2 separate regions of the Homo sapiens genome follow, and region 1 is linked to region 2. Evidence: chromatin loops called from intact Hi-C (ENCODE). Cell type or tissue: ascending aorta. All regions are shown on one strand. Links, peaks and the distances in the headings refer to the core of each region. The heading gives the core; the rest is flanking DNA.

Region 1 (5,377 bases), core at 104-5,103, 72 kb before region 2:
ATACATGGAAGAATATCTTCATGACTTTATGGCAGTCAAAGATTTCTTTTTTCTTTTTTTTTTTTGAGATGGAGTCTCTATTGCCCAGGATGGAGTGCAGTAGTGTGATCTCGGCTCACTGCAACCTCCGCCTCCCAGGTTCAAGCGATTCTCCTGCCTCAGCCTCCTGGGCAGTTGGGATTACAGGTGCCTGCCACCACACCCAGCTAATTTTTGTATTTTTAGTAGAGACGGGGTTTCACCATGTTGGCCAGGCTGGTTTTGAACTCCTGACCTCAAATGATCTGCCTGCCTCGGCCTCCCAAAGTGCTAGGATTACAGGCGTGAGCCATGACACCCAGCCAGATTTCTTAAACAAGGTACAAAAACCAAAAACAAACAAACAAAAAAACTAACCATAAAAGGAAAGATTGATAATTGGATTCATTAAAAATAAGAACTTTTTCGAAAGGGCAAGTCACAGACTGAGAGAAAGTATTTGCAATCCACCTCTCTCTTTCTCTCTCCAATGAAGAATTTAAATTCTATAAACCAATAAGGAAAAGACAGACAACCCAATTATAAAATGGGCAAAACACTTGAACAAGCATTTCACAGAAGAGGATGTCCAAATATCTAGTAAGTATGTGAAAAAGGTACTTAAGACATCATTAGTCACCAGGCAAATGCAAATGCAAATCACAATGAGATACCAACCCACACTCTCCACAATGGCTAAAATTAAAAAGACTGATGATATCAAGTGTTGATGAGGATATAGAGCAATTAGAACTTCTACACATTGCTGGTGGGACTGTAAAATGGTGCAACCACTTTGGAAAACTGGCACATCTATGAAAGCTAGATCGAAGCTTTCTCTGTGGTTTAGCACTTCCACTCCTAGGTATATACCCCCAAAAATGAATGCATATGACCATTAAAATATGTGGACAAAATGTTCATGACAGTTTTATTTTTAATAACCAAACTTTGGAAATAAGCCAAATAAGTCTCAGTGGGGAACTAATAAATTATAGTGTATTCATGTGGTAGAATTTTACACAGTAAAAACAGACAAAAAAACCATCTACTACTACATGTAACAACATGGATAAACCCCACAGACATTATGAGTGAACAAAGACAGACTTAAAAAGTATATATGGGCTGGGAACGGTGGCTTGCATCTGTAATCCTGTACTTTGGGAGGCCAAGGTGGGAGGTTTGCTTAAGCCCAGGAGTTCAAGACCAGCCTGGACAACATTGTGAGACCCCATCTATACCAAAAGTAAAATAAAAAAATTTAGCCAGGCATGTTGGCATGTACCTATGGTCTCAGCTACCCAAACCAGGGAGGTTGAAGCTGCAGTGAGCTGTGATCATGCCACTGCATTCCAGCCTGGACAATAGAGTGAGACCCTTTTTCAAAAAAAAGTACATATGATTTCATTTTTATGAAATTCAAAATAGGTAAAACTAATCAAAAGTGATATAAGTCAGAATAGGGTTTATCTCTGGGTCATAGGGATATTGGCTGGGAAGGGACGAATGAGAACTTTTTGGAGTGCTGGAATGTCCTGTTTTTCTTTTTGTCTTTTTGTTTGTTTGTTTTGTTTTAAGATATGATCTTGCTCTGTCACCCAGGCTGAAGGGAAGTGGCGTGAACATGGCTCAGTGCAACCTCCACCTCCCGGACTCAAGTGATCTTCCCATCTCAGCCTCCTAAGTAGCTGGGACCATAGGTGTGTGCCACCATGCCCGGCTAATTTTTAAATTTTTTGTAGAGATGGTGTCCCACTATGTGGAGTCTTCTTCATATTGATCAAAGTGGCAGTTAAACAAGAATATAATTACATAAAAGTGTACCAAAATGTATATTTAAGATTGGTGCACATTGCTGTATATATTATACTTTGATAAAGAGTATTACAGAAAATTTTAATTTTCTTCTTTTTGCTGTTTTCTAAATGGTCACACCTTTTTCTCGGCTATATTTCCAAAAGTCTAAACTGAAACATAAATTATAATGAGAAGAAAAACAATAAAGGTTATTATTTTTAAAACACTAGAGCTGAATCTCAGCTACCTATCTAGATCTCTTGGCCTGAGCCCTGGACCCAGCTAAAAATAGTTCAGAGCCTTGCCAGCTGGGAGCTGGGCTATGTTTAGCAGAAACTGGCACACGAGTGAAATGGGGTGGAGCCAAGTAGACACTTTGGATCCGGTAGGCATAGCTCTCCCACAGGAGACTGTTTAGGCCATGCCTGGCATCAGTAACTCAGGCTGTTTCCCACACTACAGGCCAGCACTGTGGGCTCTCAGTTTATTGGGAAATGGAAATAAGAGGGAAGGACAAAAGTCCACTGGGAAGCAGACTGGACAGAAAGGAACTCTGAGCAGCTAAACTCTGACTAATCCCAGGGTATACCTGCGTTTTCTCTTCACCAGGTTAGACTTTTAATTACTGATTTGGTAAATTTGGATTCCTTTTTCAACAACTCATGTAAAAATGTTATGTTTATGTTTGGGGAGGCTGGGTGCGGTGGTTCATGCCTGTAATCTCAGCACTTTGGGAGGCCGAGACGGGTGGATTGTTTGAGGTCAGGAGTTCAAGACCACCCTGGCCAACATGGCGAAACACTGTCTCTACTAAAAATACAAAAATTAGCCAGCTGTGGTGGCACACGCTTGTAATTCCAGCTACTCAGGAGGCTGAGGCAGGAGAATCTGTTGGACCGGGGAGGCGTAGGTTGCAGTGAGCATAGATCCTGCCACTGTACTCCAGCCTGGGCAACAGAGCAAGACTGTAAAAAAAAAAAAAAAAAAAAAAGTTATATTTATGTTTGGGGAAAGCAGGTGCAGAATTATTTAGATTGCAACCATAAAAAGTTCCCTGGGTGGTTTTGCTGCCAAATCAGCTTAACCTGGGGAATTCACTTCAGGTAACCTCCTCCTCCTTTCCTGTGGTCATCCAAAAGGCAGGGATGGCTAGTATAATTATCCACATCACAGGGATGCTTAGAGGCTTAATTAATGTTCATAACCCACTTTGAAGTATTCAGATGAAGAGACAGTTGACAGAAATGGTGGTGTTCTAAGTTCTACTTACAAACTCTGGCAAGTTACAAAGCAAATTTTGAAGTTGTTTTTTGGTACTCTACTTCCAAATATACTGGCATGGCAACTCCAAGATCCTCCCTCATTTAGTTAGAATCACTGCCACCCAGACAATTTAGAGGACTCTATTTCTACATTTTATTCACTTTAATTTTTTAAAATTTTAAAATTTTTTATTTTTTATTTTTTTTGAGATGGAGTCTTGCTCTGTGGCCCACGCTGGAGTGCAGTAGTGCAATCTCGGCTTACTACAACCTCTGCCTCCCAGGTTCAAGTGATTCTCCCACCTCAGCTTCCCGAGTAGCCAAGATTACAGGCATGCGCCACCATGCCTGGCTAATTTTTTTGTATTTTTAGTAGAGATGGGGTTTCGCCATGTTGCCCAGGCTAGTCTCGAACTCCTGACCTCAGGAGATTCGCCCACCTTGGCCTCCCAAAGTACTGGGATTATAGGCGTAAACCACTGTGCCCAGCCATTTTGTTCATTTTTAAAAGGAAAGTATAAATATGAGGTGATTTATAACAAGTGGCATTTGGAGGAATGACACTAAACAAGTTGGTATGTTGCTATTGTCAGCAAATAGAGAACTTTTAGCCCACAACTAAGATGCAAAACAACTTTCAAGATAGGGAAAAAATGTGCCAAACTCTGATCAAATGTAAGCCTTAAGCCAAACACTATGAATACCATTAGAAACTTTTTTTTTTCTTTAGAGACAGGGTCTCGCTTTGTTGCCCAGGCTGGAGTACAGTGGTGTGATCATAGCTCACTCCAGGCTTGAATTCCTGGGCTCAGGCGATCCTCTCACCTCAGCCTCCCAAGTAGTTAGGACTATAGGCACATGACTTTTAAAAATATTTTGGACAGATGAGGTCTTGCTGTGTTGCCCAGGCTGGTCTCAAACCCCTGGCCTTAAGTGGTCCTCCTGCCTCAGCCTTCCAAAGCACTGGGATTACAAGTATGAATCACAATGTCTGTACTGGAAACCTTTCTAAAATAAATCCATCCTGCTTCATAATGTGGAGATGGCTTAGGATACTATCTTTTCCATTCTTGAGAGGGAGAAACCCTGAAATATTGTCAATAAAAACCGATCTGGGAGATGGCACTAAGACTCTGTCAAGGGTGTAGTCTCCCTTTATGTAGTAATCAATGCATTAGGTTTTGCTTGATTAAAAAAAAATCAAGTCTGTGAGCAAACAAAAATGTGGTGGGCTGAATAATGAAAATGAAAATGATGGGCCGGGCATGGTGGCTCACGCCCGTAATCCCAGCACTTTGGGAAGCCAAGGCAGGGGAATCACCTGAGGCCAGGAGTTCGAGACCAGCCTGGCCAACATGATGAATCCCCGTCTCTACTAAAAATACAAAAATTAGCCAGGCATGGTGGCATGCGCCTCTAGTTCCAGCTACTTAGGAGGCTGAGGCAGGAGAATCGCTGAACCGGGAAGGCAGAGATTGCAGTGAGCTGAGATGGCGCCACTGCACTCCAGCTTGGGCAACAGAACGAGACTTCATAAAAAAAAAAAAAAAAAGATGATGCTAATGGTGAAAATACTAATAGCCATCATTGAGGGCTTACTAGGTGCTAGACACTGTTCTAAGAGCTTTATATGTCTTGACTCATCTGATCCCACCAATAACCCTGGAAGATAGAACCTACTATTATCCTTATTTTGTGGACAAAGAAACTGAGACGTAGAGAAGTTCAGTAACGCTAACTTGCTTATGGTTATACAGCTTACCAGCTAGCAGTGGTTTTCAAAACACTATTGTGCATTACACTTCTCCAGAAAGCTAGTTAAAATTCATATCTTAGCTCAAGACCAGACCTTCTGATTAGAAGTGTGAGATGGGGTCTAGAAAAGTGCATTTTGGCTGGGCACGGTGGCTTACGCCTGTAATCCCAGCACTTTGGGAGGCCAAAGCAGGCAGATCACGAGGTCAGGAGATTGAGACCATCCTGACCAACACGGTGAAACCCCATCTCTACAAAAATACAAAAATTAGCTGGGTGTGGTGGCACATGCCTGTAGTCCCAGCTACTCAGGAGGCTGAGGCAGGAGAATCCCTTGAACCAGGGAGTTGGAGGTTGCAGTGACCCAAGATCGTGCCACTGCACTCCAGCCTGGTGACACAGCGAGACTCTGTCTCAAAAAAAAAAAAAAAGAAAAAGAAAAATGCATGCATTTTTAATAAATCCCTGGCAGCCTGGTCAACATAGGGAAACTCTGTCTCTACAAAAAGTTAAAAAATTAGCTGAGCATGGTGGCACATGCC
Region 2 (5,377 bases), core at 52-5,051:
GGGTTGATCTGTGCAGCAAACCACCATGGCACACATTTTCCTGTGTAACAAACCTGCACTTGTACCCCAGAACTTAAAAACCCAAATGCCTTGAGGTGCACACGTTATTAGTCTGTTCATGTTAGCTTTGTTGTAAATGGGGGCTTGGAAAGAGGGAGTTCAGCTAAGTTTCTTTCACTTGGAAAGCTAGAGGCAATTTTCTTTCTTTTCTTTTAGTAAGAGAGAATCTATGTCAGATATTCTATCCTGGAGATCAAGTTCAGTCCTCTGGGCACAGTCTGGTCACACAATATCCATCGCAATTACAGGAGAGGTTGGGATCTGGGCTTCATCCACAACATTGATCGTGGACAAACAGTCTAGCTCTGGTTTCATGTTAGGAGGAGCCGAGGTGGAGTGTGGGCTCAGGCACTCAGGCAGCCCATCCACTCTGTACCACAAGTTCAAGACAACTCAGTGATTTATTCCCCTCTGTAGGAATACATTTCTGAAATTTCTGCCTCATAGCCAAGACATGAATTTGGATTCTGCTGCTTCAAACAGCCCTGCTTGCTCAGTGTTCTCCCCCTGTCCCCACCGGAGTTTGAGCTGCATTTGCTGCTGTTGGCAGAATCTGCCAGAGGAAGGGGAGGGCCTGTGGACCTTCAAAATGTAATTCAACTGCAGGGTTGCCTGGCACAGCAGAGCATCACAGCTGTACTTAATCTTCCTGGAGCAGAGCAGCTGGAGGCCTCCCAGCGTCCTGGCGCCTGTGGGCGGATGATTGGCTTGCCCCAACTATGCATTTGAGCCAAAGAGTGTTCAAAAGGAAAAGTCAACGTTGCAAAGCTATAGCTGTTCCTAAGTGCTGTGTGTGAGGGGTGTGTGATGTGTGTGTGTCATCCTGGCTTTAAACAAACTTTTGAGAGCTGTAGTATGCTCAGTTGTTTTTGCTACACAGACTGGTAAAATACATGTGGAGATTTCTGAAAGAAACAGGAGAAAAAAATGGTAGGAAAGAATATAGGAGCCCTCTTTGGGGTCAGACAATTCTGGAAGAGGAGAAAGAAGAGGAGGGGAGAGGAAAAGTAGAGAAGAGAGAGGACAAGGAGGAGAGGGTGGCCAGGAAGAGAGGCCCCAGCTCAGCAATTGTCAGGTTCCAGCCCCAGCTGAGATCCGAGGGGAGTGGGTGGATGGGGCAAGGTGTGGGGGTTGCTGGAAGAACACTCGAGGAGTGGGTGGACGGGGCGGCGGGCGGCGGTGGCTGAAAGAACACTTGAGAGACAGCAGGTAAATCAGACGTGGCTTTATTCAGCATCTCTCATCAGCTGTTCACTTATACTGTCCGCTCTGTCTAGGCTGCTTACTCTGGCCACTCCCACACAGAGCTGCACAGCCGGCTCTCGTTTGCCTTCAGGGTCAGCAGCTTAATTCTTTCTCTGGGCACGAGCAGCCTGAGCTGTGTCCTGGCTCCCCTCTGTTCATCTGCAAAGACGGACAGCTCTGTCTCTCTCTTTCTCTGGGTTCCAGCACGCCTGTACAGTGTCAGCAAGGCAATTATGTCTTTACAGACAATAGTGGCTTAGAGCCAAGTGATAAGCCTTCCCGTGTTATGGCTACATGGCTGTGATAACAGGTGGAGTTATACGCCTGCACTGTAAACTCGCTGAGTCACTCTGGATGTATACCTCGGCCTGTGCTTGACCAAAGCACAGCCATGTTCCTTGCAGCAATTCAGCTCCGCGTACTGTGCCGTCACTGTATTCCAGTACCTGTAACCTAAACAGCTTTCTGTGCCCTGCTATTCAACGAGGTGTCTTCAGGGGAAGGTGTCATGATGAATGTCCAGTGCTCTGGGCATCTCCGAGTTCAGCCAGGTAAGCATCTGCCCTAGCAGATGGGCTATGACCATGATCTTGGTTTTCACTTCTTTTGACAACATTGCCATAAGCTCTTTGAGGACCTAGACTGTCAGTGTTATTTACTGCCATATCCGCAGTGTCTAGCATGAGGCAGGTGCATAGTAAGTATCTGTTGAATGAACAGGAATGAATATTCAATTGAATACTGTGGAAAAAAGAACACCAGAGACCAATGAGGGACTTTAAGCACAGACACAACACTTGATATCAGTGCCTCTTAAATTTTAATGTGCATATTAATCTCCTGAGGATCTTGTTAAAGTCCCTCATGGGCCTCACTTGAGAAGCTGCTAGAAAGGCTGAAGGTGGCTTCACCAGAAAGTGGAAGATTGTAGGTTGGAACTCAAGTTTAGATCCCGGCCTTGTCTGTAGCCTCTTGAGCTCTGTAGTCCAGTGACCCAGCACCAGACAAAAAGAAAAAGCCAGCTTTTCCTCTCCTCCCTCTGCTGGTGCCCTGGGACACTTCTATAGTAAAGAGGTTTTCCTGCAGCCTGTACTGTGCACTTGTTGTGATTAAAGCCTTCTTGAATTCCAGGGAGGTGAGCAATAGAGTCCCATGGGCATAGAAGGCCAATGATCATTTTGCTAGGGGTCTTTGCCATCTTCTGGGCTCTTTGAGGTCCAAGGTTCTTGTCTAGCTTGGATATTAATTCTGGTGATTTGGGACAGACTCACTTATTCTCTTCTGGAATCCTAGTTATACATAACTATCAACAACACCTCCATCTCCACCTACATTTTACTACTGCTGCCTCTACCCCTTCTGCAGCTCCACCACCTCCAGCTTGCATTCATACAGTGCTTTGGCAGTTTTAATACTGCTGTCACTTCAGCCTATGAAGTAGGCACCATTATCACCATTTGAAAGAAGTATAAGGGCCCGAGAAACTAAGTCCTACGTCTGAGGTCTCACAGCTGGTGAGTGGCAGGGCTGCAGCTCAGATCAGTCTTCTGACTCCTGAGCAAATGCTGTTACTCGCTCCCCCGAGTGTTGACGCTGAGGGGGTGCCACATCCTCCCTCCGCAGTCTCGTCACCAGGTCTTCAGCTTGTACTCTGGTCGGGGGCTGGAGAAAGACTCCTCCTGCCCTAGGCACGGTGCTGATCTCATCCAGAGAGGGAACTCAAGCCTCCCTGGGCACAGTGGTCAACCCCGGCTGGTTTATGGCCATGCTTCTGTGCCGAAGCAGCCACTGAATGGGTCACTTCACTCACACAAACTCAACTCACTGGAATGGATGGGGGTGTGGCCAGTGATGTCACCATCACTTCATAGCTTAAACTTGTAGAGTCAACCTTTGAAAAACATTGATTTATGTCTCAAAATAAATCAACAACTGCCTCACTCTGGCCCCATCCTGACTCTGTGATGTGGACAGAAAGACACAAAGTCATAAAGCACTGATAATAAGCACCTTGCTTTGTTTTGGTGATGTGCACTTTCAAAAAGCCCATAATACTTTATTTCATCTTAATCCTCCGAATGCCTCCTTTTAAGGTAGCCAGGGACAGGTAGTATTCTCACTTTATAGATGGGAAAACTGAGGTTCAGAGAGGTTAAAGGTCACAGGTCTAGGACCAGCATGTAAATAGTCTGCCTCCAATTCTTTTGACCACATTGTACACATTGGAGTTGATGCCTGCCTTGGACACAGTGTTGCCATCCAGCAGAGACTCCACCCAAGCCCTGACAGATTTATTACTAGCAATTTGTCATTGCTTATTTTATTATCAAAAAAATGCAACTCTTTAGAAAAACATCTGAAGATTAACCAACAAAGTGTGCAGAGAGCTGAGCTGGCATTGGAGTGATGAGATATTATGCCCACAGGAGGGGCAGGGCTGTTTCTAGATGGGAGGGGCACAGGTACTGGAAACCAGTAGATCAGAGGTCACACCCAGAGATGGAGGGAGCAGCAGGTAGAGGTGTGCCAACCGGCAGGCCTGGAAGAAGCAGATCAGGTCCAAAGTCTGAGTTTTAAGAAGCCAGGCTCAGAATTCTCCAGGAAAAATGGTCAGGGACTCATATCTGGCAACAAACAGAGACTGGGCAAAAAAACCAGAGGGAGTCTAGGCAAGAGACCAAGAATACCAAGAGTGGAGCCTGATACTGAGCCTTGCATAGAGCAGAGGCTGTTTCTAGGCTTCCTGTCCAAAACAGAACTAGGTTTAAGTGTTTACATTGGCCCGAGTCCATGGAGGAAGGCAGGCCGGTCAGTGGACGGCAGTGAGAGCCCAGGGAAGTTCCAGACAGATGATTTTTGTAGGCTGTGTTTCCCAAGCTGACATCCTGCAGAACAGAATGTCTCCGTAGAATGCAGAATGCAGAACAGAGCATCTCTGCAGGATGCTCTGTGTCAAGAAGGGTCTGTGCTCAATAAAGATGGGAAATACTGGACCCAGCGAAGTTCAACAGGTTCCTTTATTACAACATTTCTCTGCATCTTAAAGAAATGCACTGTGTGTTTCCAAGGGAAAGCTATTGAAAGCAGGGTTTTCCAAGCTTTTTTGACCTTGGTCCACATATTAACATCTGGAACACAGTTTGGGAAAGTCAGTCCAACCCTTCCTTTCCTGGGCCAGTGGTCACACCTGCAACACTATCTGCTTTCTGTACCTGACCCCTGGCCTTTTCCCTTACCATGACTATCCTGGAGGAAGGGGTTGGGTTAGACACTTGAATAAAATAGTACTGTGATTTTAAGAATTAGTCCACCCTTTCACCTCTGATTTGGTGTGTTTCCTTCCAATTTTTTTTTTTTTTTTTTTTTGAGACAGAGTCTCTGTCACCCAGGCTGGAGTGCAGTGGCCTGATCTCGGCTTACTGCAACCTCCACCTCCTGGGTTCAAGTGATTCTCCTGCCTCAGCTTCCCAAGAAGCTGGGATTACAGGCGCCCACCATCATGCCCAGCGAGTTTTTGTATTTTTATTAGAGACCAGGTTCCACCATGTTGGCCAGGCTGGTCTCAAACTCCTGACCTCAAGTGATCTGCCCACCTCCGCCTCCGCCTCCCAAAGTGCTGGGATTACAGGTATGAGCCAATGTGCCTGGCTGCCTAGAGGCTTTTAAAATCCAGATTGCTGGGGCCGGGCATGGTGGCTCCTGCCTGCAGTCCTAGCACTTTGAGAGGCAGAGGTGGGTGGATTGCCTGAGCTCAGGGGTTCGTGACCAGCCTGGGCAACATGGGGAGATCCCTTCTCTACTAAAAATACAAAAAATTAGCTGGACGTGCTGGCTTGGGCCTGTAATTCCAGCTACTCAGGAGGCTGAGGCAGGAGAATCACTTGAACTCGGGAGGTGGAGGTTGCAAGTGAGCCGAGATCATGCCAGCCTGGGTGACACAGCAAGACTCTGCCTCCAAAAACAAACAAACAAACAAACAAAAAAACCAGATTGCTGGGTCTCAGCCCGAGAATTTCTCTTCTGATTGAATAGGCCTAGGATGAAACCTTAGGGTTTGCATAAATTCCTGCCG

The links. Hi-C counts contacts between places; a loop is a spot of excess contacts. Peaks named below come from ENCODE experiments on the same cell type or tissue, not always from the same donor. Only the 100,000 strongest peaks of a DNase experiment are listed, where the experiment ranks them.
Region 1: a loop joins it to region 2, with 3 times the contacts of the local background. A loop is called at or near these places in 8 of 110 quality-filtered maps.

Annotation. Positions count from the first base shown.
Region 1 is chr2:28,733,077-28,738,453 of GRCh38, reverse strand. All of the region lies in intron 3 of PPP1CB-DT (PPP1CB divergent transcript), which reads left to right. LOC100505774 (a long non-coding RNA gene) reads left to right here and starts at 2,249. Exons shown (of 2, transcript NR_145832.1): 1 at 2,249-2,427. In ascending aorta, for the core only: no CTCF peak of the experiment used is centred there; a DNase peak (open chromatin) is centred at 2,193; H3K4me3 peaks cover 3,429 bases; H3K27ac peaks cover 3,745 bases.
Region 2 is chr2:28,660,561-28,665,937 of GRCh38, reverse strand. No RefSeq gene overlaps it. Among named protein-coding and RNA genes, the nearest start is that of PPP1CB-DT, 89 kb to the left of the region's middle. In ascending aorta, for the core only: a CTCF peak has its summit at 2,352 (motif pointing left); DNase peaks (open chromatin) are centred at 697, 2,340, 3,127, 4,077 and 1 weaker place; H3K4me3 peaks cover 3,474 bases; H3K27ac peaks cover 5,000 bases.